2 separate regions of the Homo sapiens genome follow, and region 2 is linked to region 1. Evidence: chromatin loops called from intact Hi-C (ENCODE). Cell type or tissue: A673. All regions are shown on one strand. Links, peaks and the distances in the headings refer to the core of each region. The heading gives the core; the rest is flanking DNA. Region 1 holds the start of LINGO1-AS2 (LINGO1 antisense RNA 2). Region 2 has its middle 81 kb from the start of LINGO1-AS2.

Region 1 (15,005 bases), core at 4,391-12,390:
CAGAACCCAGAGGCCAGGGCTGGGTTCAATCTAGGCAGGACCCTTGTCTGTCATGGACTCCCACTTCCTCCTGTTCTGCAAGCCACACCTGCAATGGGGAAGAGGGCAGACTGGAGTTGCCCAGTAGAGGGGCTAGGCCAGGGTAGGACTGCGGGCTGCATCCAAAGTTGGAGAATCTCAAGATGGGGATGGGGTGAAGGCAGGGGCTGAAGGTATGCTGGAGGCAGTGAGGAAGTCCTGCAGGGTGGTCACAGAGGGCAGAGGCTATATATGGCTAACACAGGTGATGGGATAAGGACTGAGAGGTGGGATATGGGAAAGAGAGGGTGGGAGAGTCTGGGTGCTGGAGGACAGGGCACTGTGTGGAGGCTTGGGTTTGGTGGCTCTCCCAAGCCCATCCCTGAGCCTTTGCTACTGCAGGGCAAGTAGACATTTCAGAGGCTAGGTCCAGAGTGGATCTGGCCTCACTGGTAGGCTTCAAAGGTAGGGGTCAAGCAGAAAAGGAGTGTAGAGAAGGAAAATCCTGACGGGAAAAAAAGTAGCTATGGCAGATTCACGCATTTGGGTGCACAGGCAGAGGCCACTTTTGGTGGAAACTGCATTGGAGGGAAGAGAGAGTTCTCTGCTTGTGGAAAGGTAGCTGTGAGCTTGCTGTCTGTTTCACTGCTGTGTCCCAGAGCCTGCCATTCAAGAAATATTTTTTGAATAAATGAATGAATGACAGAAGACTGAATGAACAGTGTTCAGAAAGCTACATGGAAGCTCTAAGGAGGCGTTAACATCCTCTTTCTGAAAATTTGCAGGCTGCATTAGAACTAAGCAAGCTATTGATACCACACTGACCTAAAAATAACAAATGGCGAAGTCAGTGGCCTAGGAGGCTGGAGAATCTTAACACCAGGTGGCCCAGGGCATACCCAGAGCTTCTGGCAACCGAAATCTGGAAAAAGTGGTAACAGTTCCATCTGGTCAAATGACAAAAGCCTAAATTTGTATCAAGTAGTGGCTGATAACAGTCAATTTCTACCTAGAAGGCACTACGTTGGATCTAGGTGTTCAGGGTTCTTTAAGTCATGCTCTGAATGAATAAGCAATGATTCCAAAGTATGTGAAGCTAGCCTCACAGATTGAAGTCCTTGAAATCACACTTTCCAAACAGCTTCAAATGAAGAACAAGCTCATACAAACTCAAGAGTGCTTGATCGATGAGCAACTCCAGCAAGTGAAGACATCACAGTCTGGGGCAGTGCATGGCTGACCCCTTTACCTGTTGAACTAGCTGCTTTGGCCCTTGTTTCAAGGGAAAAGGGCTCTAGAGGAATTGGGGGTTTGGTCCTCTTAAGGTCTGAGGTCTTTGGGTCTCTGGGTTTGGTCAGGCCCTTAGGGACTGTGGGCTTAGGCTGAGCAAGGGTAGCCTTGGGACATGTCTCAAACTCTGGTGAAGTCAAGAAAGGCCACAGAGTGGAAAATCCAGAATCTACATCCCATTCGTGCCAGAGCCCTGTTCCATCCACTCTCTGAGCAGATGTCTCCCTACGAAGGCCCAAGGGACTCCTGAAAAGCAGGCACGAATAGACCGCAGAGTTAAACAGTGCAAGGGCATGCTGTGGACCCACCCACTTTGGGTAAATCTTTTGACTTCTCTGTGAATCAGAAAATCAATGGGATAGACTATGCCTCACAGGGCCACCCTAGGGATCGAATAAGATGATGGATACCAAAGTGCTTCATTAACAATAAAGTGCCAAAAAGAGTTACTACTATTCTTGTTGCTATTATTGATTCATTGGGTAGAAGGGGGGTCTGTTCCCAGAGTCCCCGGGGACTTGAAAGCGTCTCTGGGGCTTCCAGGGACATCCCTTCTCTGCACTATGAAATTATGACTGACAGCTCTTCCGTCTTCCTGAGCAACTCCAACATCTCTTACCTACAGCTGCAGCTGGGGAGGGAGAGTGTGTGTGTGTGTGTGTGTGTGTGTGTGTGTGTGTGTGTGTGTGTGTTGCCAGAATACGGAAATCACATTTCCCTGTGTCAATATATCCTCCAGGTGACGTCTGTCACTCACGCCCACTCCAGACATACCCTACCTCTCAGCTGTTGCTCCTGCTGTTCTCCACCTGGAACCTGCTCCCATCTCTGCCCAGCTAAGTGGTTCAGGGTCCAGCTTCCATTCCTCCTTCACCAGGGAGTCCTGGATTTTTCCAGCCCAGTGGTGGTCAATGGCCAGCACAGTGCGGGAGGAGGGAAGGAAACTGGGCTTAACCTACAGCCTGTCTGGTCTGTGCCATGGCTGGCAATCAGTGACCCTTCCTGGAGGGAGTGTGCCTCTGTCGCCCCACCTGGCTTTTGTGTTTCCTTCCCTGACTGTGAGCTATTGCCGGGGAGTGCATGGTTTGACCCTCAGGGCCCAGCCCAGTGGGTGTAGGGCCACACAGGGTGGATGGATCAGGTCTCTCTCCTATTTGAGCCACCTCAGATTGGGAAGGGGGAAATGCAGATTGGCAAAGAAGCTCTCAGAATCCTGATGTCAAAGGTGGGGACACGGACATAGGCCAACCCCTTAATTGGGGGAGACTGAGTCCCAAAGAGGAAAAGTGACTTGCCCAAGGTCACACAGCCTTGTGGTTTTGGACTCAAGGTTGATGGTCAAGGTGGCTCTGGATTCCAGGGGTCTTGAGGCTCCATCTGCTGCTCCAGGTTTCTGTGAGCTCAAGTGACCCCAAAGTCTTTAGTCACTGTCCTTGCCTGCTGTTCTTTCCCCACCAGGCCTTGGCTACTCATCTTGAACTGACCCTAGACTCTAGGGCAGACCTGTGGCCTCCAGCCAGGGAGGTTGGTATCTTCCTGAGGAATGAGGGAAGTTGCTGAGTGACAGGGGCCTCCCCAGCCTGGTGGGCCATCCAGACTACCCCAGGCCCTCTTGGTATTGAATGGAACATTTGTTGAGTGGAATTGAATTAACTGTTCGATTGCAGGAGATGTAATTTGATCTGGATCTTATGAAGCCCTTAATAAAGTCAAGGTATTACTGGTATCTGCTGCTTTTTCATCTGTTAAACGAGGCACGGGACCAGGGGCAGGTTACCCAGCTGGGAGTGAGGGTGTCCGTCCGCTCTTCCTGCCTTAGCTGCCACCATGCCATGTGCCCCTCGGGAAGTTGCTACTTGTCTCTACCCCAGAAGCAAAAGTCTTCCTGCTCAACTTAGGGAGTGCCTATCAACCCTAACAGTCCATCTGAAAGAGATGGCTCGGAAAGGAAGAGGGGTTGGATCTCTTTGGAGCTGGGGTGGAGGGGAAAAGAGTAACATTTATTAGGTACCTTCTGTGTGCCAAGCTCCCATTCCCTTCAGTTCACTGAATGTTGACAGCATCCCTGTGTGCTAGTTCCCTGTGAGAGTCATTAAGGAATGTTAACTAATATACCAATTTTCTTCCTCTTAGGCACTTGGTGTGGAACTGCAGTTCTCTGTCCCCTTTAACATTAGGTATGGCCATGTGACTTGCTTTTGGCCAATGACATGTTAGTGGAAGTTACAAGTGTCATTTACAAGAGAAGGCTTTAAGACCCAGGGTGGCCTTGGCCTCGCCTCTTCCTGCTACCATGGTAACTGATGCACAGGTAGAGATGGTAGGCACTTCCTCAGCCTGGGGTCCTCAATGAGGAGTGGATATCCCGTGCTTGGAATGGGGGTGAGAAATTACCGTGAGTTGTTTGAAATCTCTGAGATTTTGAGGTTGTTTGTTACTGCAGCAAAACCTAGCCTAGCCTGACTGCTCCAGTGCCACTATTTTCTGGATGACAAAAGGGAGGCTCAGAAAGGTCCAGAAATTTGCTGGGGGGAACCAGGGTAAGTGAGTGGCAAAGTTAAGAGTCAGTCTTAATCCATCGGATGCCAAGACCATGCTCTTCCCTAAGTAGAGGGGTCCTGGGGCTACCTCAGGCTGGCTAGGTATGGTTAGAGCCCAGCTGGTGGGGATTGGGGCTGGGGTCTCAGCACCTATTTCTCCTAATTTCCAACCCATCACTGAGCACAATGCCCCTGAAATCCTCTCTGTGGCCCACCGGAGATGCTAGATAGGGGCCTCCAGTCTGTGAGAGGTGGAGGGAGTCATGGGAGAGAGACCTGGAGAGGTCAATGGAAAGGGCTCGAGAGCTGGACAGCGCTGAGTTCTAACCCTGGCTCTGCTGCCACTAGCTGGGTAATCTTGGGTAAGTTACTGTCCTTTTCTGAGCCTCAGTCTTTTCATCCCGTGTTACATGGAAATAATGCTACTTCCCTGGTTATTGTAAGAACGAAATGAGACGTAAAGATCTTGGCACAGAGTAGGACTCAATACTTGGGCTCTGTTGCTATTGGAGGCACCAGCCAGAGCTGAGGTGGCCCTGATGCTCCACGCCCCCGCCCTTTCCTCTCTGCTCAAGGGAACAAAGCCAGACTTCTCTCCTGTTTTCCCTAGACACACCCTAAAGGAGGCTTGCCCGTTCATCTCATGGGTTCCCACTCAGCCCCTAGGGGAGGGAAAAACAGCCATCCATAACCCCATTTATAACTGGGAAATGGCAGTCCAGAGGGTGTCACACCAAGGAAGCTCTGAGAGAGCAATGTCGCAGTGCTGGCCTCTCTTCATGGCAGCTCCACCTACAGGGTCGGGAGGGAACTTCCTGGAAGGAGGGCTGGTTGCCCCAGACACAGCAGGTGAAGTTCCAGGAAGAGGAGCTGGAGAAGAGCTAGAGATTCCACGGGGCCAGTTCTGCTTTGGAGCTGCCCATGTGGCCTGGGTTGGGCCCAGGTTGGTTCTGCCCCAGCTCCCAACTGCCTACTTAACATTCACAGACTTCTTCCTCCCATCCCACCTTCTCCTCTGCCAGGATAGCCCCTCCCTACAATGCCACCTCCCCAAACATAGACACGCTGGGTCCTACCGCCACACCTCTGCTCAAGGTGGGCACTCCTCCGAGATCAGTACCACATCCGTTTGCTCCTCCCTGTGTCCCCAGTGGATGCCGGCAACCGTGACCTGGGTGACCATACCAATAGCAGCTGCCATTTAATGACAGCCACTCTGGCCGCTCCACTGGCTGCACACCACTGGAAACCTTCAAGGTAGGTACCACCATACCCATCTTACAGACTGGAGACACTGAGGCCTAATGAGGTTCATTTGCCAGGGGTATGAAGAGATGGAACCAGATTCACACCCAGGTCTGTCTACCCCAAGCCTGTGTTCTCAGGACACCCAGCCCCAGCTCCTGACGAGACGGTGGGGCTGATGGGTGGACACCGGCCTCTCCTGCCAGCTCCCCACCTTCTCGCCCTCCTCCCAGCCTTCTCCTCCCCATTGCTTGCCTCTGTGTAGTTTCCTGTTCTCCAAGCAGCCTTCCACTTCTGCCCCGGTCACGTGGAGTTCCACTGCCAAGCTACTAAAGCCCAGGAAGTCTGCTGTGGACTCAGGTTAGGGTGGACTCCTGCCCCTGCTGGGACTCTGGGAGCAGGGTCTGCGTCCTCTACCCTCTGCTGCTTCCAGTGTGGCTGCCCACAGGGCTGGGCACTCAGGGGACAGGGGTGACAGTAAGGAACCCAGAAAGGGCCCAAAGAGTTGACTTGAATCTCAGGCAGGATGCAGGGCTGTGTGTTTTAAGGAAGAGGTTTACCCAAGGCCTGGACAACGAATCAGAGAGAACTCCAGACCCCACTTTGGCCCTGGACTGAGCTTTGGGGAAAGGAGGTCCCTGATCAACCCTTGCAGCCCCAGACAGCTCCACTGCTCCCTCCTGGCTGCCTCTGACTCTCTCTCTCTCCCTCCTTGTCTTTTTCCACCCCCTTCCTCTGCCCTTTTTCCCTTCCTAAAAAACACAGAGAAATGGGATTCAGAAGCCTACACCGCCTGCGAAGTATGGTTCAGCCTCCCCAAAAGAGGAAATGCCAGTGTGCGGGTTCTCATGGCAACTCCAGCTCCTCCCCCCGCAGCCGCCCTGCGCCCATATGGTGAGACTCGTGTGGCACCGGCTCAGAGGGGCCTTGGGGTCTGGGGCTTGGGCTGCAACGGGGGCCATGTTGGTTCCCTCGGCTGCCCTGTCCAGAGCTCACCCTCTTGGGCACACGAGACCACCTCCTGCAGGGACTCCCAGTCCTGTCCTCGGCCCTCCCCAGGATGCAGATATGTGGGGTGATATTCAGAAGCTGCCCCCAGTGTGTTAGGCACCCTCTGCCTCCCCCGTCCCTCTGGCTTTGTCCATGATACATGCCCTGGACTTTGGGAGTTCCATGTTAGGTGTGGAGGGATGGGGAAAACAGGAGTGCAGCCAGGAGCTGGTTTCTTTGTCCCTGGCAGTGGCACCCTGGCTGCCAGCCCCACCCCATCCCAAGCTACTGCACAGGTGCCCAGCAGTCCTGGTCTCTGAGCTGTGCAGTGAGGGAGCAAGGCTTGAGCCCTCGCTTTGGCTGAGCTGCCACAGGACACTGCCCCTTCATGCCCCTAAACTCTCCCCGTGCCCACCCAGGGCAGCTCCTACCAGCTGTGTGGACTCTTGGTTTTCGAGGACAGTTGGCATTTCCATGACATATAAAATGGAAGCTAATGCCAGGCAAGCTTGGGGACTGGAGGGATGGCAGCTGAGGAGCAAATCTTCTAAGGCTTGATACTCATCCTGCCTCTTTTTCTAGGGCTCAGACAGGGATGCCTGGGTCCCTGGTACTGCCTGGCTCCTCCTCCCTCCCCTGACCTCAGGTAGCTGCCCCAGACCTCAGCTAGTCATGGGGCATCTTGAAAGAACCACCCTGGGCAGGCTAGGTGGATGAGGGGCCGGGGGTGGGGGAACGCAAGCCCCAAGCCTGAGGGCAGTGAAGGTTGGGACCCACTCAGTGTTCATGAATGTGGCCCCTTCACCAGCTCAGGCCATTCTCTCTGGGTGTCCTGAATCCCCAAACTCCCCATCTTGATCCCTCCTGCACACTCCATTTCCAACTCTTCTCCCCAGACATTCCCATGACTATCAGAATCAAGGAACCCCAAAGGGGATAGGCTTGACCCCTAGGAGCACACAGATGGGGCCCAGAGAGGGTTAGAGCTCTACAAGGTCACACAGCGAGCCTGGGGTAAAGCCGGGCCCAGAAGTAGGTCCCCTGCCTCCCTGCCCAGGGTCCTCTGAAGGGCCCAAGCTGCTTCCTCTGAGGATCTCTCCCCCTCAACTGAAGGAAGGAGGGATGGATTTAGGGGGGCAGGGAGTAGAGATTCGGGAACAGATGGACTTGGAGGCTCCGCCGCGGGGGCTTGAGGGAGGGGGAGGAGGCCCGGAGAAACTGGAACTGTTACAAAGTTGCGAGTTAAAACATTCTTCACACTCCCGCCTCCTTTACTGTTCTGATGCACCAAGACGTGACAAAAATGTGTCAGATTTTTAAAAAACCGCACACACACACAAATGCCAGTCCCCGTCTCTGCCGCCCGCCCAAGCTTGGGCCATCTGTTTCCCGGGGGTGGGAGGGGAGTGGGGCTTGGCAGTCGGCACCATCACTCTGGATGCCCCCAACCTGGGGTCTGGACCAACGGCCTGGCCCAGAAATGGCCCTCAGGTGACGGCGGGATGTCTAGGAAGGTGAGGACTGTGACACTTCCCCGTCAGCAGGGCCGCCCTGCCCTGCCCACCCTGGAGTCCGGCGCATGCCCAGCCCTTCACACCGAGCTGGGCAGTAGCTCTTCTCTTCACTTCCTGCATGTGGGGGCACTGGGGCTTGGAGAGCCCTCTCTGGGACTCCCAAAGCCCACCCTTGTAGTACAGATGGGAAACTGAGGCCCAGAGAGGAGAGGAGAGGCCAGGTCCACAGTGAAACAGTCTGTGTACACACTTCACCCATTCGCTCAACAAACACTGACCAGGCATGCTCTGGTGCTGGTGCTGAGCACCGTTCTCACCGCACGTGGTTCTGGGCAAGGGGGACTCAGTGCTGAACTGGCAGATGCAGGCTTGTTCTCCAGCAGCTCAAGGCCAGGGGAAGGCAGCCGATCCGCAAGTAATAACAGACTGACAAACTGGGACTTCCAACAAAAGAAAGAGGAAGAAAAGAAAGCAGGCAGGCCTGGCAGTAGGGACTGGAAAGAAATGAGGGTGACCAATCATCCCCATTTGTCTGGGAATGTCTGCTTTCAGCACTAAGAGTTTTGCATCCTAGGAGACACCTCGGTTCTGGGCAAACCAGGATGACTGTCACCTGAAGGCTACTTTAGGTTGAGTACACTTGAGCTGAGTCCTGAACATGATGAAACCAGCAATGTGAAGATCTGGGGGGCAACAGAGGAGCTAAGACTGAGCGAGGACGGAGTGGGAGAGGAGCAGGGGAAAGGGAGGCAGGCAGATCACAAAGGGCCCGTGGGCCCTGGAATAGAGTGGAGTGGAGATTTTATCTAGTCACAGGATTCAATTTTATTGTGGTCATTGAGTCAAACTAGGGAGCAGCTTGGTGCAAAGGTCACAGATTGTAGAGAATTTTAAAAATTCATTAAGGTTGGAGCCCTGGGGGCAAGGGCAGTGGCTTGGGTGCCTGGAGAAGCTGGCTGGGACTAGATCTGAAGCTTCCTCAGGGAGCTGGGACTTCAGCCGTAGGGCAATGGGAGCCACTGAAGCGTATAAGCAGGGCTTGATGGGGTTAGATTTGCAAGGAAAAAACCCTAATGCTCTGGGCTGGTCATGGCTCTGTACAGGACCCTTTCCTGCCGTCCCCAGAACACCATGCACCACTGTCCCCACTCCCAAACCTTAGGGAGTCCTGTCATCTTCCAAGACCCAGCCCAAATGCCACCTCTTCTAAGAAGTCTTCCCTGACTTGCTGAGAGAGACAGGTGCAATCATGCCCTACCTAGGACTCCCCCATCCAAGGACCCTCAAGCAGAGGTCTCAAGGGAGCCCTCATCACAATGGACACTCTTTCGGTTCCCACTTTGTCACAGTGGATCCTTAAGGCCATCTGACCAGAACCATGTTCCAGTTGTGGACATGGAGGCTCAGAGAGGGCATGTAGTTTGCCTGAGACCACACAGCAGTTGAAGTGTGAGGTCAGTTCAGAACCATGTCACCTCTGTCTGAGTTCAGAGTCCCTGGGCTCCTGCCTACAGGGGTAGTGGATGGGGAGAAGCAAAGAGTGGCCAGTCACCTTCCCACACAGGAACAGAGGAGTGGTCATTACCATGGGGGGCTGGATGGGATGGACCATGGGGCGTGCCACCTGGCCAGCTGGCAGATTTATAATGGAAGTCTCCCAGATCAATTACTGTATTACCAGGCAGCCTGACCTTGAAAGCTGGTGGGGCGGGAGAGGCTGGGGTGGGGTGGGGTGGGGCCAGCCTAGAGCAGCTGCCTAGCCTCCTCCAGCAGAGGGCACCCTGGGAACCAGAAGACCTCCTGGTGGAGAGGAAAGGGGCGGGGCCTGGAATCGTACCATTATTGCACATTCTTCTGTTTAAAATAGTGAAAGTCCTTGTTAGAATGCAATAAACCCTTCCCTACACTATGCTCCAGGAAGAGATCATCAGACCATTCTGAAGAGGAGGAGTTGGCACAGTTACTTCTCCTCTCTGAGCCTCGATCTCCCTGCCGGCAAAATGGGGATCCTTGTCCCAGCTCCACTCACTCTATAGGGTTCGTTTGAGGCTCATGGTAAATAGGCTTAGAAATGGGCCCTCGGGCATGTCCAGCCTGGAGTAGAGTCAAGGGTGTCCAGGGGGCCAGGCGGAGGTTCAGCCATGGTAAGACGTGGAGGGGTGCCGAGGCCTCAGAGGACATTACTTCTGATTCCTCCCACAGTCTGTGTGATGATACTCGGCGCCAAGGGACTTTCTCAGGGGTGCTCTGAGATCCGGAGGGGAGGGTGCCTGGCCTGAAGCCCCACCCTTGCAGGCATCTCATGGGAGAATGGTGAGCCCTGGGGGGAGAGCAGAGTCTCCCTTGCTCTCCCGAGGCGACCTCAGCAGATGCCTGACATGGTTTGCAGCAACAGCTGGGCTCTATTCTCTGTACCAAGTGGGAGCAGGGATGGAGCCCTGGAGGAGGGAGAAGTTTGCCTCTTGCTCCCTCAGTTTCCCTTTGTCAACATTTCTCCTTAAACTCCCACCAATTAGAAATTCATTCGGGCTAGTGGATGAATTAAGGGACTTCATACATGCACAGTGTTTAGAACAGTGCCTTCCTGGCCTGGGTGGACAGGCAGAGAGTGGAGGGTGAGTAGCCTTCAAGGGCTGAGAGTCTGTCTGTAGTTTTCCCAGTGTCTGGTTTGGGAGTAGAGGAATGCACAGAGGCAGGGATGAGATCCCTGCCTGGAGCACAGGCCTCTTCCCAAGACAGGCGGGAGGGATGGATGGAGGGCTGCGGCTGTGCCTGAGCCTGGCTGCCTGCTCATCACAGTGCTGGGCACTGCAGGGAGAGTTTGGGGAGACAGGACAGGGTCAGGGGGTGATTATGGGCAAACAGAGTGGAAAATGAAGGCCTTCAGCTGGCAAATGAGTTTAACAGAAATGAGATGGGCAGAGGCTGTGATGAGAATTGCAATGCTGGGCAAAGGCGAGCCGATTTTCAAACTGGCCTGGGTGGGCAGGCTGGGATGGGTTAGCTTCATCCCTTGCCCTCAGGAGCCAGCCAGGTTGCAGGGACAGTGCCTGAGCCCCCAGACCCACCCCACACCAAGAAGGCAGAGGGACAGAGAGACCTTTGGATTGACAAGATCTCGCATGAGTGGTGGGATGAAATTAAAGCAGGAGGGACTGTGGTCAGACTTGCAGAAGAAGTTCTTGGACAGCATGGGAACAAACAGGGAAGGCTGGGAAGTCCTGGGGACAAGCTGCCCCCAATGCCCACCCTCCCAGAGGAGCTACTCCCAGCTCTGCCTCAGGCAGCAAGCAGAGCCTCCTCGCTGAGGGTATTCAGCTGTGGAAGACCTCCCAGAGGCAGGCCTCTCTTTGGGTCTCAGTTTGGATATCTATGAAATGGGAATGACAGTGCCTTGCCAGTTCATTTGAAGCCCCCAATGAGACTCAGCGCCAGACACTATCTGTTTCCTGGGTTGGGCCACCATCCCTGAGAGGGCAGAAGGCAAGACCTTCTCTGGCCCGAGGGCTCAAACACTGCTGGGTAAACAGCCTGAAGTGTGCCTCACAGCACCCTAGACCCTTGTCCTCTTTCCCCTACTGATCGCCCCACCCTCTGCTTCTTTTTCCCTCCTGCCCTTCCCAGCGGGGCCTGAGCAAACAGAGACAGCATGGCCCACATCTCACACAGGGACAGGCCAGCCCTCTACCTTTGCTGGGCCTCAGTTTCCCTGTGTGGACAAGGGCTGTGCTGACCCAGAGAGTCTTGGAGACCCTTCCAGGGCCCATGGTCTGGAGGAGAGGATGCTGTCTCTGATTCTTTCCCAATCCTCATGGGCCACTCCTGCCCAGGATGCTGCCTGCACCCACCCTGCCCGACTCCCCTCAACGGGAGCTTCCATGACCTCTGGATGGGGCAAGAGGAGATGGTAGGTAGGTTGAGGCAAGAGCCACTTCCAGTACAATAACTTATAACTGGCTGACAGATTGAATTAGACCTTTTCCAGCTCCATACCCCATTGATCCAGGAGGACCCACATATGTGAGTGTGTGTGACCCTGGCCTACACAGTTCTGGGGCCCCAGTGCACAGCCCCAGTCAGGTAGGGTTAGCAGAGGGAAGGCGTGGTACTGGTAGCTCCTACCCCCACCCCACCCTGCTCAGCTGCCCCAGCTCCTGCCCAAGGGGCCTCTGAGCACTAAGTTACAGCTTGGCCTGGCTGTGGGGAATGAGAGAAGGGCGGTCAGAGGGAGGAAGGATGGGGTTGGCTGGAGCCCTTGGGGATGAGGGGGCAGGAAACCCTTTTCTATGAGGTTCTCAAAGAGGGAACAGGCTGCCCAGCCCCAACTGAGAACATGACCCCACCCTCACCTTCTCTCAAAGCCAATACCCTCCACCCTCTCTTGAAGCCTTTCCAGCCCCCTCTAACTCCTCTTTAGCAGCCCCCAGCTCAAGGCCAAGGACTAGCTTCCTTGGCCCTGGGTTTCCCTGAATGCCCAGCCTGGGGGTCTCTACTCCATGAAGGGCTGGTGGGTGAAGGCAGGCCTGCCTGCCTCTCTGTGACCTAAAAATCAATCCTTTTAGCCCCTTCTGAAGCCAGAAGGTCTCTGGTTCTATATTTTAAAATACTTTGAAGTCGATGGACTGACTCCTGAGCCATCCTGTGCACATGTGCCCTCAGCTTGGTCACACGCAGGCACACACACTGCACATGTGTATACCAACAGATGCACACGATGACAGCAATATTTCAGTAGCTGACCACCGCACAGAACCCACACTCCCTGGGCTGGGAAAAAGACAGGCACTGCAGGAGGCTCTGGGACAAGCAAGGCCCCTGCAGGAAGGAAGCCGGTGCTTCACCACACTCGAAAGGCAGGACTCCGCCTCTGGGGGAAGGTGGGGATGCCGGGGGTCACCCCCAACCTGACAGGCTTTTTGAGGATCAGCCTCACCTCCATAGACATCCAGTCCAGGGCTAAGTCTGCCCCAGTGGCATCTGGAAGTCCTTCCTAATATCTAACTTAAATCAAATCAACCATCTCTTCCTGCATTCAGTAAACATTCCCCACGCATGGCCATGCCCTGGTAGAAGGAAGCAGAGATGTGCTGGGTCACCTAGAACTGTGTGCGGTGCGAGGGCGGAAGAAGAAAGCGGCTTTGGTGTCTATCAGTGGTCGGGGGTGGGGAGGCTTCCAGGATCCCTGGGTGGCTTAAACGGTGGTCATTCCCCATGATTCAGTTTTCTTGGCTAAATAGGGCCTGGTTCAGGCAGGAAACCCTGCCACCTCCCCCTGCCACCCAGTCCAGTGAACGTCTGCCTGAGCTCACTGGTGGGGTAGAACTCCACCCTGGACTTTGGTCCTGTCTAGGGGACCCGTTTAACCACTCAGGGCTTTAGCTAAATCCCCACCCAAGATGTATCCTGAAATGGCAGTGACATCTTCAGGTATTTATCTGCCCTTCTCTCAGAAACCCCTTCCCACCTCTGAGGCATCCTACCCAGACCCCCAGCCCCTGCCCCACTGCCTGAAATCCCACCAGTAGGGGTCCTTCCTCAGTGTTTGGGTGTTCTCTGCGTGGGGGTGCGCTTACACGCCCCAGTTCCAGAGATACGGGCCTCCCCTACCACTCTGCCGCTCATATCCCAAGTCCCAGGGGCTGAAGCTGAAGGGTCGAGTGGGGGATGGGGAGAGCCTCTGTCACCCTCCATGCAATCAGCTGAGTGTGGCATAAATGACCCATGAGTCCTGGGGCCTGGCAGAGGAAATGCTCAGGCCCAAGAGTGAGGTCACCTGGACAGGGAGGCCCAGGGAGGGGCTAAGCAGGGCAAGCCTGGGCTCCCAAGGCAGAGCCCCTCTGGCAGAGGCTGGGGCAGGACCCGGGCAAGCCTTGCCTTCGGACCTCGGCTGAGCGTGCAACACCAAGCATCTGCTGGGGAAGGTGGGGAGCTGCCACAGAGCCTTCCCTGGGAGACTGACCCAGATTTCTCTCTCCCTTCCTCTCTTCTGCCACACAGGAGCAGTGTGTGTGTGTGTGTGTGTGTGTGTGTGTGTGTGTGTGTGCGCGCGCGCATGCGTTTGCATTCTCAGCCCTGGCAGGCGGAGGGGTGGAAAGGGAGGAGGCTTGCTGAAAGCTCTGGGAAATGAGACAGAAATCCTCCCCAAATCCCTGGCCACTGTCACTAATAGCTGAAATACGCTCTTGACAACAAGGTGAAAGTCCCTGGATGCTGGGGCCTGGCCTTGCCACCAGGAGCTGGTGCCCCAGGCCTGTCTGTTATGGGAAGGCCCCAGGCCTTGTGGATGGTTGGGGGGTCATGGCCAAGCCCTGACCCCATCCTCTGGCACTCCTGACATCTCCTTTCGAGGCAACGTCCCATAGGTTCCCCAGGCGCTTCCCTGGGAAGCAGTGAGCTCCCGGTCAGGAGAGCAGTGTAAGTGGCTGGGGAGGGTAGGTCAGCATCCTGTGGCAGGCACTCAGGTATGTGTGGGGAGGTGGCTTGCACAAAAGAGAGCTGGAGGGCTCCTCCCAGCCTGAGCTGTTTCTTTGATGCCTACTTCTATCCACCAGGAGCCCCTACCTGGTCCAAGTTGGCTGGCCTTGTCCCCAGGAGGCCAAACCTCAGGACTCAGGGGGAGGGCCTTGAGATGGGCCAGGGAGGGCTGGACCCAGGCCTGAGAGCAGCAAGTTCCGGAGCATCTGACTCCAGTGGGAGGGGAAGGGTGTGTCCCTGTGGGGCTGCTGGCCGTGGCAGGGGCTCTTGTACACACATACAGATACAGAATTGTACTTGAAGGGACAGCTCCTTCAGACTTGTAAACACACAGCTGTACACATATGACACACATACAGAGATCTGCATGTGCAAACAGAGGCATGCTTGTACACACGTGTGCCTGAGCTCATACAGAGGTGGGCGCACATCTTGGTATACAGGTCCCTGCCTGTGCACATGTGGGCAGGGACGCCTGGTTCCCTTGTGGGCTGTTCTGAGCCCCATGAGGTGTATGAGAGACATTTTCCCCAGAGACTGTCCACAGGATGTTCAAGCCAAATCCTCGAAAAGCTTCCAGAGGTGACTCCAGAGGCAAGCCCTCTCCTCTGCCAGCACTCAAGGCCCCTTGCCCAACCCTCAGCCTTCTGGTGGGCTCTGTGTCATGTCCTCTCCAGCCAGGCCTTTCCTGCCTTGCTCCATGCTTGGCAGATACCACGCTTTGCCCTGTACCCTGACAGCTAGAGCCCTGCTCCTTGTCAAGGACCCCAACATCCTGCTAGAGGGCAGTGGGAACCTCCTGCTCACCCACTGCTTGTGTGTGACCCTGGGTAGGGTTCTGCCACTGCCTGGGCCTCAGTCTCTCTTCTGCCTATTGGAGGGGCTGCTTTGAGGCCTGGGAGCTCTGAGACCTGGGAGACCCAGCACAGATGAG
Region 2 (15,005 bases), core at 2,342-10,341, 81 kb after region 1:
GGCTGCCTGGTCCACACACACATCTTCATGGATGCAGCCTCCAGCTCCCACCCCCATGCCATGACCCTTGAGGGCCTGACCAGAGGATATGGTGGCCAAGGGCGTGGCCTCCAACCATAGCCCTCCTCTCAGGTAACCCACCACTGGGAGACAAAGTGTAGGGAGAGAGACGGATAGACCCATGGAACCTGGAGTAGAGACCAAGACCAAATCCTACCTCGCGACCGAGGCCTCAGGAAGGGAACAAAGTGCTCCCTCTCATGGCTTGCTGTTGCTAAGATTAATGAGCTAATTAAAGTATGAAGATGGTTTCTTGTACACTTAAAAAGAGGTGATCAACCAACACAAATTAATCACAATTAGCAACCCTCCTCCACGCAGTCTGCCTGGATTAGGTCCACTGAGCGTAGTTTCTCCTCTCCCAAATGACAGGAGGCTGCACTGGCCCTTGCAGGGGTGTCTGAGCTGCCGAGGGCTGCACTTCTCCGATCCCCAGAGTCCTTCAAACTCCTTCCAAGACTCTGCTGCAAAATGACTGTGTGTTTTCACATCTATTGAGCACCAACTGTGTGCCAGGCTCTTCGTACTTGGCCTTCTACACACGACACAGTGCTCAGGAGGATGAGCTACGAGGAGCTCCCTTTTACAGATACGGAAATTTGAAGCCAGAGCCCTAACTCCCGATCTCAGTTAACCCCTGCCCTGGGCCGTGCGGCAAGTTAGGCCAGGGCAGGGTGGAGGATGGACAGCCACACCCCTCCAGCCCCCACTACTTCAAATCCGCTAGTACTGCTGCTGCAGGCTTGTGAGGAGGGGTGCCGTCTCCCCAACTTCACACCCCTTCTGCTCCCTCCTGAGCACATAGGTAAGGCTGACTCGGAAGAGACGCCTGGGCCCTTGACACCAAATTAAAACCAGAATTCCGGAGAGGGAGGGAGAGCATGGAATTTTTTTTTTAATTAAAATACAAAACAAAACAAAACCAGAAACCCTCCCTGTAATCATTCCCAGGACAGAGTGTCCTTGGAACTGAAGTCAAAGTTGGGGGCTACTGGGGTCAGCCTTGCCGCCCCTCATCTAACAGTGATCCCCAGACACAGCAATAGTGTCTGAAAAATGCTTATCACAGAGTACAACCAGGCCCTAAGGTCAGAGCCTGACCACCCAGAGCACACCCTGCCCCAACAGATTCCCTGGCCTGTCCCCCACAGGCCGCCCACCTTACCTGGGTGGCCCACAGCTCTGCTCCTCCTCCAGGAGGAGCCTCCAGGATCCCCAAGTTCAAGGCTGGCTGGTGCCTGGGTCAGGCACCCACACTCCCCAGGGCCCCAGCGGTTGCTCTCCAAGGGCCCCCAGCGCCTATAACCCTGACCCATCAGACCAGGGAGCTGCCTTCCTCCTTTTTCCTAAAAGCTGATCCCCAAACCTTCCCACCCCCTACCTCGCCCAGTGACTCAAAAGCGCCCCTCCCCAGGAACATGGCTGGGGAAGGGAAAGGGGGGTCCAGGAGATGGGAGGGGAGAATGAGGTGGTAGAGAGAGGGCTGCTGCTCTGCACAGACCCCTTGGCCCTGCTGCATCCACCAACACAGACAGCAGCTGCTCAACTCACTCAAGCATCGTCTCAGGGCTCAGGGCTCCGGGCTCAAGATCAGGGCCTCCTCGGTGGGACACCTGCAAAGAGACAGCAGGGAAGAGGTGAGAGGACAGTCAGATCGGGGCCTGCAGACCCGTCCTGTAGTCAACCCCACCCAAGTCTCTGCCCAGCCTGGGCTTCCCTGTGTACTGGGCCAGATAGAGCAGGAGGAGACCTGGACCCTGCCCTCTGGAAGCTTGCGGGCAAGCCTAAAGATGCCACATTCATTCCAGAGTCAAGATTGCACTTTCGGTAAAGCAAGGGCCTGGGCTACAGCAGGCTGGGATTCAGGCACCCGCACAGCCCCGGAGGACATACAAACTAGACTTGCAGCGCAGCCCCCACCTATCCAAACCTGTGTGCAGCGGAAGCCACAGTTCTCTGGTTCCTGGACACACAGGGCTGAACCTCAAATCCTCCCTCCTGAGGCCACGTGTGGCTTATGGTCCCAAGGAGCACAGAGGAGCTGGTGGGAAGGGAGTACCCAGGGCCACCTTCCCATGTCTGCCTGAGGTCTTTACCTGGGCCCAGTCTCAGCTTTGTCACTGGCTCACCCTGGGACCCTAACTGTGCCTCCCATCAGTACAGGCAGGTGCAGCAGAGTTGCTGGGACTTGTGCAAACACAGCTTGCTGGGCTCCACCCCGAGAGTTTCTGACCAGTAGGTCCTGGGGGTGGTGGGGCCTGAGGATCTGCATTTCCAACAAGCTCCCAGGTAATGCTGATGCTGCTGGTTGGGGATCACACTTTGAGAACTGCTGGCCTTGAAGATGTGTCCAGCCTGGAAAGTACAAAGCCCACACCCTCAAGGAGTTCACAGGCTAAATGGGAGACCACTCATACACACACATGCATGTGTGCACACATATCTTACTCCCAGCAGCCATAGTGGAAATGTGGTTTCTGAACACTAAGGCGATCTGACAGGGGAGGGCTGTGGGCTGGTGCAGTCACGGAAGGCTTCCTAAAAGAGGTGAAGACCTAAATGACTACCTTCACATATTATGGCCTTATTATGCAAATAACACATGAAAGCATTCTCTTTTTAAGAGGTTCAAATACAGTAGTCTGTAGAGTAAACACTCTCATTCCCAGTCACCTCTCCAGAGGTACTGACTGCCATCCCTTTGGCATGAAACTTTAACTGTGCATTTGTACACATGTGCAAATGTGTGTGCAATCCTACCTGAAGGGGTAGGATCACTTGAGGTGCACACAGACATAGGGGTATATACCAGGGAGCACAGCACCTGTGCTTGTGTGCACCTGCATTCCTCACTTCACAACAGATTTTTGAGACCTTTCCCTGTCCATACATAGCAATAACCATGCTTGTGCTCACTGAGCACCTACTGTGTGCCAGACCCTGGGCTGAGTGCTGTACCTCTTAACTCGTCTGATCCTATTAATAGATCCCTAAGTGGGTGCTGTGTTGATCCTCATTTTGTAGATGAGAAACTGAAGTGGGCCAGATGTGGTGGCACACACGTGTAATCCCAGCACTTTGGGAGGCTGAAGGGGTAGGATCGCTTGAGCCCAGGAGTTCAAGACCAGCCTGGGTGACATAGCAAGACCCTGTCTCTACAAAAAAAATAAATTAATTTAAAAAATTAGCTGGGCATGGTGGTGTGCACCTGTGGTCCTAGTTACTCAGGAGGCTGAGGCAGGAGGATCACTTGAGCCCAGGAGGTGGAGGCTACAGCGAGCTATGATCGTGCCACTGCACTCCCGCCTAGGTGACAGAATGAGACTTCATCTCTAAAAAAGAAAAACCAAAAAGAAAGAAAAGAAAAAAGAAAAGAAACGAAAACTGAGGTGCAGAGTAGAGTGGTGACCAGTAAGCCGCCTGAGTTTACAGCCAGGGCATAGTGGAGCCAAAGTTTGGATCTGGGCTGTGAAGTTCCAGCATGTTTTCCTAACGGACTGTCACAGCTGAGCTTTCATGGTGCTGCACTGAGGCATGCCACGTGGGGTGTACCCTCACCTGTGTAATCAGGCCCCCAAGGATGAGTGCTTAGGTGTTTCCAATTTTTTATTTCAAACATTGCTGGAAAAAAATATCCTGTCTCATTGAACACATGTGTAAGTATTTCTCTGGGTGCCTTCCAAAAGGGTAGATCAAAGGGTATCCACGTTTTACATGTAGATACTTGCTGCCAAGTTGACCTCCATAAAACATCTGTACTGATCTGCAACTGTCCATTTCCCCATGTGAGCCCTAAGTTAGAACAGTTCCCATTTACTCAGCACCTGTTGTGCATCAGATCCAGTAACATCTGGGTTGTCACCTCCATTCTGCAGAAAAGGAGACTGGCTCAGAGAGGTTATGCTGCTTGCCCAAAGCCACAGAGCAGAGCAATTTGCCTCAATATTGTAAAAGAAAGAGAAGGGAGGGAAGAAAGGAGAAAGGGAGGAAGGGGAGGAAGGAGAGGGAGGAAGGGGAGGAAGGAGGGAGAGGAAGAGAGAGAGAGGGAAGGAGGGAAATTCCTTGACCTCACATGCCCTCCCATTTCTCTGCTTCCCTTTAATAGCAAAACTCAAGAGCTATCTCTACTGTCTCCACCCCTTCACTTCCAGTTCCCTCTCCAGTTCTGTCCCCACCACTCCACAAAACTGCTCTTATCAAGGTCCCCCAGAAACCTCAGTTTTGCCAAGCCCAATAGTCACTCTCTGTCCCCTCACTGGTCCCTGAGCTCTCAGCAGCATCTGACATGGCTGATTGCTTTCTCCATCAGGTGACATTTTATCTCTGGGTTTCCAGGACTCGGCCTCTCCTGGCTGTCCTCCTACACCTTCTCCCCTCTTACCTAACTTCCCTCCAAGCATCCGAGGCCCCAGGGCTCACCAGGACATCCTCTCCATCCCATCCTGTCTGCACACTCCTCAGCTTAAACCCCTGCTGTGCCCCCAGGTCCCTCTCACCAGCCTCAGCTCCCTCCTGAATGCCAGTTCGTGTTCAGAGGCCTATTTGTCATCTCCGCTTGCTCATCTAACAGACCTGTCCAAAACAGAACTCTTCATTTTTATCCCCAAATTATGTTTCCCTCAGCCTTGACTTCTCTCTTTCTCCCTCGGCCCATACCCAAGCCATCAGCAAACCCTATCAGGTCTATCCCAGAACACATCCAGAACCTGACTGCTTCCCCCAGCTCCTCTGCCCCGCCCTGGCCAGCTCTTGCCTGGATTATTGAAACAGCCTCCTCCCTCACTCAGCTTCTTGCCTCCACCTCTGGCCCCAAACTATCAGAGCAGCACGATGACGGAGAGAATCAGGCCCTGTGGCTCCCTGCCATAAGCCCATGGTACAGACTGAAGTCCAAACTCTCTCCAAAGCCTTCGAGGCCCTGCCCACCTCTCAGAAATCATCTTCCACCATAATTGGCCTCCTTCCCACACGGGCCAGTCTCAGGGTTTTTGCCCTCTCGCTCCTTCTACCAAAGGTTCTTCCCCCAGACTTTCTTACCATCCCATTCAAATGAGCCCTCTTACCATCCCTAGGCACCCTAGGTAAAATGCCCACCATGCACCCCAGTCTCTCCCAATTTTCTAAGCATTTCCTCCGCCTGACATTATATTGTCTATTTATGTGTGGCCTTGTTTCCTGTCTGCCTCCTCATCACAACATAAACTCCATAAGGCAGGCAGGGCCCGAAGCCACCTTGTTCACCTCTGGATTCACCTCTGTACTATGTGCAGTGCTTGGCACCCAGGAGACAGTCAATACATATTTGCTGAAGGAAGGAAGGAAGGAAGGAAGGAAGGAAGGAAGGAAGGAAGGAAGGAAGGAAGGAAGGAAGGAAAGAAGGAAGGAAGGAAGGGGCACAGCCAACTCTACCAGACTCCGAAGCCTGTGTTCTTACTCCCTACATGAACTGCCTCCCATATGAAGAAGCAGGCAGGAGCCAGAGGGCATGCCCAGCAGGCAGGACACACTGCAAAGGCAGGGAGGTGGAAGCGAGACTGAGGTCCGGCCAGCTGGCGCAGCAGCGCACACTGCACAGCAGTGGGGCCCCAGCCTCCCTGGGATAACAGGCCCAGCAGCCCCCACCCCAGGGAGTCTGCGGCTCTCACACCTGCCAACCTGTCCCATTCAGGAGGGAGCCTTGGGGGCGGCCGGCAGCTGAACGCAACCGGCGGGGGGCCAGGATGCCTGCCAACAGCTGGTGCCGCTGCCAGGCAGCCCAGTAATTGTGTTCGCAGCGGAAATTGGTCCAGGGAGTTTTTTCCTTTCGCCTTCCATTTTCTTTCTCTTCCCTTCCCCCCTTGGAGCTGCAAGACCCAGAAGATTGATCTTTGCCTGAAACGGAGGAGATAACTCGATATAATGAACTCCACGGTCCCTCTTGCTGTTTGGAGCTTTTAAAAAATTTAAAAGGGCCAGGGACAAAAAACCAACCCCTTGGGGGCCTCAGGGGCTGCTTCCCCTCCCTCAGAAGCCCCTGGTCCTACTTCTGTGCCCCTCTGCAGCTCCCCATCTCCTTCCTTTCCCCTCCTTTTTCCCTTGGGATGCCTTGATGGAACAAAGGTTAAAATACCCCTTTCTCTTGCAAGCTTTAAAAATACTTTTGGTGAGGTCAGGGCTGGGTCCACCAATCACCCTACCTCCCAGGCCCCTGCCACTGTGACGGCTCCCTCTCCCAAGAGTTACCAGCCAGCCTGGGGGTGACAAGTTGGCTCAGTCCACCTGTTCTCAAAGCATTTCAGGAGGCCCAGCCCACCCACTGAGGTGCTGCCAAAGACAGCTTTTGTTCCTACAAGTGGTTCTTTAAAGAGCCACCTATGATACACAAAGGGAGCACAGCGGTGGCTGGGATGGCTGGAACAGAGGAGCTGCCCCTGCTTCCTGGAGGTCTGTGCCTCCCCCCAATGCATCAGCCAGCAGCCCCTCCAGCCAGTTGCTCCTGGGCTCTGTGCCCTGCATGCATTCACATATTCAGCCAGTGTTTATGGAGCACCTATCCTGTGCCAGGCACTGAGCTGAGAGCTGGGGACCTAGGGGATCACCAAACCCTTCTGATTCCTGCCCTCAGTGGCTGTAAAGCCTGGTGGCAGAGGCAGTCATTAATCAATGGCCACACTTGGGTGGGAGACACACTGGGATGAGGGCTTTAAAGGAAAAGCCAAGGAGCCCTGACAGCATGGACAGTGTGGTCAGGGAGGGCTTCCCTGAGGAAGTGTCCTTGGAGCAGAGGTCTGAAAAACAAGTATGAGACCGCCAGACAGAGGATGTGGGTGGAGGGCTCCACGCATTATGGGAAGGGTCTGCTCCCAGGAGTGTGCCATCCAATTAGAGCCTCTCCCCTGGTGCTCTGCCTGCAGAAAAAGGCCAGGTCCCCAAATTACTTACCTGGCATTCAAGGCCTTTCCTAGCCTGATGTCTGCCCCCAAGACCCTCTTGTCTCCAGCTTCTCCCTCCAAGATGCAGCACAAATGTTGCCTCAGTGGCTCCACGCCTGTGCTCCTCCCCACCCAGCACAGACCACGCTGGCCTGTTATGGGATGTTACAGGCTCACCTGCCCACACAGGTCACGCTGTGGGGCCTCTGCATACCTGGTGCCCCACTCACAGCCAAGGGTGTGTGTCAAGGGGAAGACAGCAACTGGAAGCACCCTCAGGAGGTTTTGACTCCAATCAGCGAGGGCTGGAGGCATCAGGGAGAGCTTCCTGGAGGGGCAGGGTGGGGCTTTGAATACACAAAGATTTGGATAGTAGGGTGGGGAGTCCAGGGCAACAGGGACAGAGGCTCAGAAAAGACCTGCAGAGGTGGGCACCTAAAGACCGAGGCTGCCCAAGCAGATCTCTAACCTTCAACCCCCAAAAGGCCAGGAGGAGAAGGAGAAGCTGAGGTTCCAAGAAGGCAGTGCTTCTGCCGAGCTATGCGGCCCGGCAACAGTGGCCAAAGGTGGCAGCAGCCTCCCTCCTGTCCCTAAGCAGTCATTGTCCACACATGTCCATCTCCTGGGGCTCAGGCATTCCCAGCCCCCAGCCCTGCCCTCGCCCCCAAAAGAGCTCACACACCAGGAGTCAGGCAGCTACCCTACCATGTGGCCAAGGAAGGGAACCAGGAGCCTGGAGAAGCCCAAACCTAGGCCAGCGGGGGCAAGAGGCACCTGAAGTGCTTCTCCAGGAAGGAGACATTGGCTGGGCTGGGGAAGGCACTCTCAGCAGGGGACACCCTGCAAAAAGCCCCAGAGGTGCCCCCTCTAGATTTGCTTCTTTGCCTTCTAGGCTTCTGGCCTGGCTGAGCTCCTGGGAACACGAGTCAGCAGCACCCCAAGCCTGAGCCTTTAGGGAACCAACCCCCGCCCCACCCACATTACACTGTCCTGAGAGGCTGGGAAACTCCTGGAACATTCCCTGGCCAGTCTCAGGTTTTCTACCCTCTGCCTTTGGGCCCTGAGGACCCCTTACCCCAGCCACCTTTAGAGGATACAGCAGAGGCCAGGGCTCTTGCCCCAGGAAGGCCCCTGGCCACCCTTCCCTGGTGTCCTCAGGAGCCTAGGCCCCAGCATCCCCAAGAGCAGCCCTGGAAACAGGGCCTGGCCACCCAGGAGGGGCAGGCCGCAGGCCCCACAGACTATGCTGTGGCCAGCCGCTCTCCCCAGGGCCCACCACTGCCAGCAAAAAACAAAACCGCTTGACCTTGTGGTTCCGCAGACAAGTAGCTTCCCGCCTCAGCTTCCCCAGTGCAGTCCCCTGAGGCTGCAGGCTCTGTGGGCATCAGGTACAGTTGGAGGTAAAGGAAGCTCTGTGCAACCAGCCCTGCCTTGCTTCTGGGGGCCAAAGAAGCCCTTGTCCCCATACATACTCAGAAAGCCTGGCCTAGAATGTTCTCACCTAGAATGTCGAAACACAAGACTTCCCAAGACCTCAGCTGAAACCAGAGAGGAGAGGGGCCAAGAGGAATCCTTGGTTCAGATGGAGAGAAAGAGATGGGCAAGGGAGAAAGGCAGAGGGGGGGTTGGGCCATCCACAATGGGCAGGGCCTCCAATGCCAGGCAAAGGTGCTGAGCATCACCCTCTGTGCCCAGGAGCTCCATGGACCCATCCAAGCAGGGCGGGGCCTACTGCCAGGCACTGGTAAGATGAGAGGCCAGGCAGAGGGGCCGCTCCCAGGGAGCTAACGGACCTGACTGAGCCCCACAAGCCTAGCTCAGACTGGGCCAGAGAAGCTGTCGGGGACACGTGTGGAGGAGAGTGTTCTCTCCAAAGCCTCTGAAGGTGAGAAGGCCCAGGCTGGCCCCCACCCTGGCTTGCAGGCCAGCCCAGCCAGAGCTGCTCCCTGGCCTTCCTCCCCACAGCCTCTGGGAGGCAGAGGCACAGTGAACAGAGCCTCACAGAGCCACTCGATGGCCACTTCCTGAGCACTTCCAGGTGCCGGGCACATCAGCTCACCTCCCTCTCAGCAGTTCACTGAGCTGGGCACCAGTATCCCCCTTTCCAGAGGGGAAACTAAGGTGCAGGGTGGGGATGACTCACCTAAGGCACACAGCCAGCACCTGGTGGAGGCATAATTTGAACCCAGATCTGGGTAAATCCAAAGCTGTTAACCATGAGAGCCAGAGACAGAGGGATTCTGCCTCATCCAGGATGTAGAAGCCACAAGAGAGCATCCCTCCCAGCTAACAATGAGAAAAAGCTGGATATTCTGCAAAACCATAACTTTCATTTAGCCTGCTGGAGAGCTGGTGTTACAAGGCAGTCAGGGGGACCGAATTCCAAAGACTGGTGTGCTGTCCAGGGAGAGTGGGAGCACGGCCAGCTTCACCTTTGGCAGAGACTGTAGAAGAGAGCCTGCCAAAACAGCTGGAAGGGTAAGAAGGAAACAGCTGGAAGGGGAGGAATTCTCAGCAGCTAGGTGTGGACCAGCCCTGGCAGTTCCAGACACAAGGAGTCCACCCTCACAGCCAGTGCATTTCCACGATGCTCCAAGAAAGCTTGGGGTGCGGTGAGAGGATGGACAGAACCCACGGTGGTGCACGGGTGCACAGGGCCCCCAGCCCGACGCCCAACCTCACCTTCTCAGAAATTGAGAAGAATCTGGTGAGGAAGGTGGGAGAGATGGAGTGACTGAAAGGGTGGGGGGTGGAAGGAGAGCCCTCCTGGGCTCCATGCTGCCTTGGCTCTCCGGACTACCCCCTACCCCATGCTCCCCCTGCCAGGAGGGCCTCACTGAGGAGTCGTAGGCAGCACCTTTCCCTCCTCCCTCCATCCACCTATGCCCACCTCCAGCACACCTTCACCGGGAACCCACTCTGCTTGGCACAAGCACCCAGCGTTCTCCAGGGGCAGGGCAGAGGGGACAGAGAGCCCCAGGGCCCCTATGTACTCTGTAAAAGGAGGGGCATGACTCCTTTCCCCCATTACAGGGAGTCAAGGGACTAAGAGGGGCACAGATTCTTGAGGGGACAGCATCAGAGCCCAGGCTTCCTGGCCTCAGGCCTGTGCCCTGTACCCTACCTTAAAGACAGGTAGGCTGCAAAGACCCCCAGTCTAAAGAGGGTTGGGAGGTTTTGCTCCATCCCTCCTGGAGACAGAATCTACTGTGGGCACAGAGTAGGGAATGATTTTGCATTTCTCTCTTCTTTAAGAACCTTTAGACAGTCAAATTACAACGCAATATAAAAGCAGAGGCAAAAGCATCGTGTTCAGGGCTGGCTGGGGAGTTATTCTCGAGTTAACAAGCAAGCGGGGAGAACCCAGGGGCGCAGGAGGGATGCTGAAGATTTGCCTCCTAGGGAGAGGCAGGCAGCTGGGTGGGCATCAAAAGGGCTGAAGGGGGTGCTGCTGAAAGCCAGACTGCGGGGGTGGGGGAGTCCTCCCAATCTGGAACAGAAGATGGAGGTGTGAGAGGCTCCCATGGTGAGCGCCAGAAGCCCTAGGAGCAACCAGGTAACCCTCCCTGCCTTCATTTATTGATCCATCTGTAGCCAAGCCACAAGTATTTCTTGAGCATCTACTATACGCCAGGTCCTGAGGGTCCCCAGTGGATACAGAAGTGAGTGAGACAGACAAGGTCCTGCTCTTAAAGAGCCTTGGGAGAGAACTCACCGTGGGCAGAGCCTGCCTCAACCTCTCCCCAAACGAGGCCTGGATTCTGTCTGCACATCAGGCACCTCTGGCAGACACCAGGGCTGCCTGGAGCAGAGGAAAGAGCATAGGTTTGGAATTAACAAGCTGCGTGTCTATGAGCAAGTCCCTAACCTCTCTGACCCTCAGTAAGAATAACAAAAGCCAGCCTGGCACAGTGGCTCATGCCTGTAATACTAGCACTCTGGGAGGCCAAGGTGGGCAGACTGCTTGAGTCCAAGAGTTCAAAACCAGTCTGGGCAACATAGTGAAACCCTGTCTCTACTAAAAATACAAAAAACTAGCTGGTGTGGCAGTGCTCATCTGTAATCCCAGCTACTCGGGAGGCTGAGGTGGGAGAATCACCTGAGCCCGGGAGGTTGAGGCTGCACTGCGCCGAGATGGCACTACTGTACTCCAGCCTGGACAACCAAAGTGAGACCCTACATCAAAATTAAAATAAAATAAAATAACAAAAGCCGCTAACTTGTATTAAACAGTTAATATGTAGTCAGCATTATTCTAAACTTTACATGTATAAACTCATCTAATCAACACGACAAGACTGTGAGCTAGGTTCTATCAGTATTCCCCTTTTCAGAGGAGGCAATCAAAACACAGAGAGGTCTAGTGCTTTGCCCAAGGTCATGCACATAGAGCTACTGAGTACAGCCAGGATCACAGCTGGACAGGCTGGCTCCAGAGGCCTCACCCTTAACCACTGCACCTTGCTTAAGAAGCTGTTTCCTAGCCGGGCACAGTGGCTCACGCCTGTAATCCCAGCACTTTGGGAGGCCAAAGCAGGGGGATGACTTGAGGCCAGGAATTTGAGACCGGCCTGGCCAACATGGTGAAACCCCATCTCTACTTTAAAAAAAAAAAAAATAGCCGGGCATGGTGGTACACACTTGTAATCCCAGCTACTCAGGTGGCTAAGGCACGAGAATTGCTTGAACCTGGGAGGTGGAGGTTGCAGTGAGTCGAGATTGCACCACTGCACTCCAGCACTCCAGTCTGGGCGAGAGAGCAAGACTCTGTCTTAAAAAAAAAAAAAAAAAAAAGGCTGGGCACGGTGGCTCACGCCTGTAATCCCAGCACTTTGGAAGGCGAGGCAGGCGGATCACGAGGTCAGGAGATCGAGACCATCCTGGCTAACATAGTGAAACTCCGTCTCTACTAAAAATACAAAAAATTAGCCAGGCGTGGTGGTGGGCGCTTGTAGTCCCAGCTACTTGGAAGGCTGAGGCAGGAGAATGGCGTGAACCCGGGAGGTGGAGCTTGCAGTGAGCCGAGATCTGGCCACTGCACTCCAGCTGGGCGACAAAGCAAGACTCCGTCTCAAAAGAAAAAAAAAAAAAAAAGCTGTCCCCAGCAGAGACCCTTAGCACCATTCCATGTGTCCTGCTGAAATCCAGAATCACTGCCACCCCAACCTGGCGGCTCTGCCCACTGAGCGTGAGCTTCTATTCATTTGCTGGAGACCATCTCAAATGTCCTTTCTTCAGTGAAACCTGCAGGTCTTTTTCAGGATAAAGGAGGAGACCCACATGCATTGGGACCCTGCTGCGGACGAGACCCTGTGCCAATCACCTCATACACAATTGCTCATCTCTTCCTCACAACCCTGGCAGGCAAGACCAGCCATCTTTATTTCATAGAAGGGGAAACCAAGGCTCAAAAGATGAAGTGGCTTATCCAGGGTCGGGCAAACTTTGCCATATTCCGCATGCCTCTAGCAGGGATGGATGTTGTGGGGGACTGTGTGATGGAGGCTGGGGTGGGGTCACCAGATAGTTCCTGAGCCACTTAGGAAGGGTAAAAGAGCACCTGAGTCTGAAAGAACAAGAAATTATAAGAACCAGGAGCTGGGCACGGTGGCTCACATCTGCAATCTCAGCACTTTAGGAGGCTCCCCAGGAGTTCAAGACCAGCCTGGGCAACAAAGTGAAACCCTGTCTCTACAAAAAAAAAAAATTATATGGGCATGGTGGCATGCACCTGTGGTCCCAGCTACACAGGAGACTGAGGCAGGAGGATCACTTGAGCCTAGGAAGTCCAGATTGCAGTGAGTTGTGTTCATGCCACTGCACTCTAGCCTGGGAGAGAGAGCGAGACCCTGTCTCAAAAAAAAAAAAAAAAAAAAATGAACTGGGGACAGGATCAATCAGTCAGTCAATAAACACTGTTGCCTGGGTAGCTTTCATAAGCAAAATGGGTATAAACAACATGAGTATAAGCATGGGACCTCCCTCACTTTGTTCCATGAATTCCATTCCTCCCTCAACGCCAATACTGAAAGCACTTAGTCTTCTTTCCACCTGTCCACTTCCTGCCTAGATACATTTTTAGGTCTAAAGCCAGTACTGCCACCTCCTTCAAGAAGCCAGCCCTGATTGCCCCAGAACTCCTTAGAGCACCCTGAACCTGTGGTCTGGCTGGGGACCAGAGCAGACCTAAGGGGTAGAATTGCCCCCATGCCACAGAAGTTGATGGGTGGTCAGGTGCAGGAGCAAGGCTGGGGGCTGGGGGCTGGGGGCGAGGAGCCCTGCCTGGAGGATAACAAGGCACCCTATCCTACAGGAGGCTCAGGCAGGAGCCAGCCGCGCCATTGGCAGCAAAGCTAACATGATGGATGGCACCATTCAGGAAGAAATAAATCCAGAGGCTCATGTGCCAGGTGAACTGGGGGGTGTATCCATCTTACAGATGCTTAATGAATGTGCTGGCCAGAGCACACAGCAGCACATACATCTGCCTCCCACCCCTCTCCAGCTCCTTGAGCTCCAGAGACCACCCCCCACTCCCAGGGAAGGAGGGTGCTGAAAGGGGCCATAGATTAGCTGGCCCAGACCAAAACCCCCATTGGACAGATGGGAAAATCTAGGCCAGGAGAGGGCAGGGACTTACCCACAGTCACACAGGAATCAGCTGCAAAATCTGGACTAGAACACAGGCACCTAGGCCCGGCCCATGGACCTCTCCCTCAGGACCTCTTCAAACCCTCCCTGCCTTTAGCTCCACTGAGTTAGCTAAGAAGAATACCCAACCACCCTATCCGCAGGCCCAGGACTGCTCCTCCAGAGCTCCAGTCCCCTGTCCCTTGGTCCCCCGCCCAGGCCTAGCAGGGGGCCACATCTCCTCCTCCTCCTCTCCCCTGGCAACACAGCCAGGGTTTGGGAGCACTTCTGATAGCACTGAGTGGATGAGGGGACATTGCAAGTCATCTGGAGTGCAGACAGGTCCTGGGGGTGGGGTGGGTGCTGTCTTAATGAACAGATAAGATCCATCATGCTCAGCTCAGCATGCCCAGGGACTCTTCCCTGGGACAAGACCTCCAGGGTTCCCCCAAGCAGGTCAATCACTCCCCCTGCAAGCCTCTTCATTACTTTTTCTGTAACCTCTCACTGCCTAGAAGAGCAGAGCTCAGGCTGGCCCTCTCTGTGTCAGAATGCCCACCAATTCCCAGTCTGGGCTTCTAGGAGCTGTAGAGTGAGCACACTCAGAACAGATCCCTCAATCAAATTAACAAAACACTGACCTGCCTGCAAGACAGCAGCGTGAGCCCTGGGGGAGGGGAGTGGAAGAAGGGCCAGAGAAGGAGGCTGCACCAATGCAGAGCCAGGCGGGCCCCCGCCTCCAGAATCTCCCCACGGCTGTCACCATGCCTGAAATGTCACCATTAAAGGGAAACATCGTTCCGCTGGGGTTCGGAGGCATTAAAGTCTCTTATTAAAGTGAAACTATCCCAGAGAGAATCATACCCTCAGTCATTACCCACCTCCACACGTCAGTGGAGGAAGGAGGCAGGGAGGAGGAGGGTGGGTGGGTGGTACCACGTGTGTGCTGCGTGCCAGACAGCAGTGGCCATGCTGTGGGTCAGGGGTCAGGTGGTTGGCCAAAGGGCGCACAGCTGGTGTGTAGCAGAGCCAAGATTTGAACCCCGGTGCGACAGAGCCCAAAGCCAACCTTTCCCCTTCCACACAACTCTAAACAGGGACTGTGGTTGCCCTTTTGAGGCACCCTCTCCAGTGGGTTAAGACTCTGGCCACACCAACAGCCCTGCTGGGCCCCAGCGGGTGTGAACACCAGGACTAGAAACCCTTCTCAGCACCACACTCTCTGAGCTGTTCCTAAGAGGGCAGTGCCTTCACCCTGCACTCTGACTATGCCGTCCTCCTCCTCCCCACCTTGGGCCACCAGAGTTTGCCAGTGGGCAAAGGAACTGTCTTTGGAGTCAGATGACCCAAATTCTAATCATGTCCCTCAATCTCCCTGAGCCTCAGTTTCCCCATCTATAAAAC

Evidence for each region. Hi-C counts contacts between places; a loop is a spot of excess contacts. Peaks named below come from ENCODE experiments on the same cell type or tissue, not always from the same donor. Only the 100,000 strongest peaks of a DNase experiment are listed, where the experiment ranks them.
Region 2: it touches region 1 in a loop (3-fold over the local background); 3 of 110 quality-filtered maps call a loop at or near these places.

The regions. Positions count from the first base shown.
Region 1 is chr15:77,650,532-77,665,536 of GRCh38, forward strand. It overlaps LINGO1-AS2 (LINGO1 antisense RNA 2), which reads left to right and starts at 9,520. Exons shown (of 3, transcript NR_120362.1): 1 at 9,520-9,634. It also overlaps a transcript of LINGO1 not described here. RefSeq lists enhancers at 1-111, 9,394-10,315. In A673, for the core only: CTCF peaks have their summits at 4,627 (motif pointing left), 4,826 and 9,371 (motif pointing right); DNase peaks (open chromatin) are centred at 4,650 and 9,400; H3K27ac peaks cover 5,764 bases.
Region 2 is chr15:77,733,381-77,748,385 of GRCh38, forward strand. It overlaps a transcript of LINGO1 not described here. Among named protein-coding and RNA genes, the nearest start is that of LINGO1-AS2, 81 kb to the left of the region's middle. RefSeq lists enhancers at 4,190-4,703, 5,731-6,242, 6,243-6,756, 6,757-7,268, 7,782-8,293 and 2 more. In A673, for the core only: no CTCF peak of the experiment used is centred there; DNase peaks (open chromatin) are centred at 5,261, 5,551, 5,741, 6,411 and 1 weaker place; H3K4me3 peaks cover 605 bases; H3K27ac peaks cover 8,000 bases.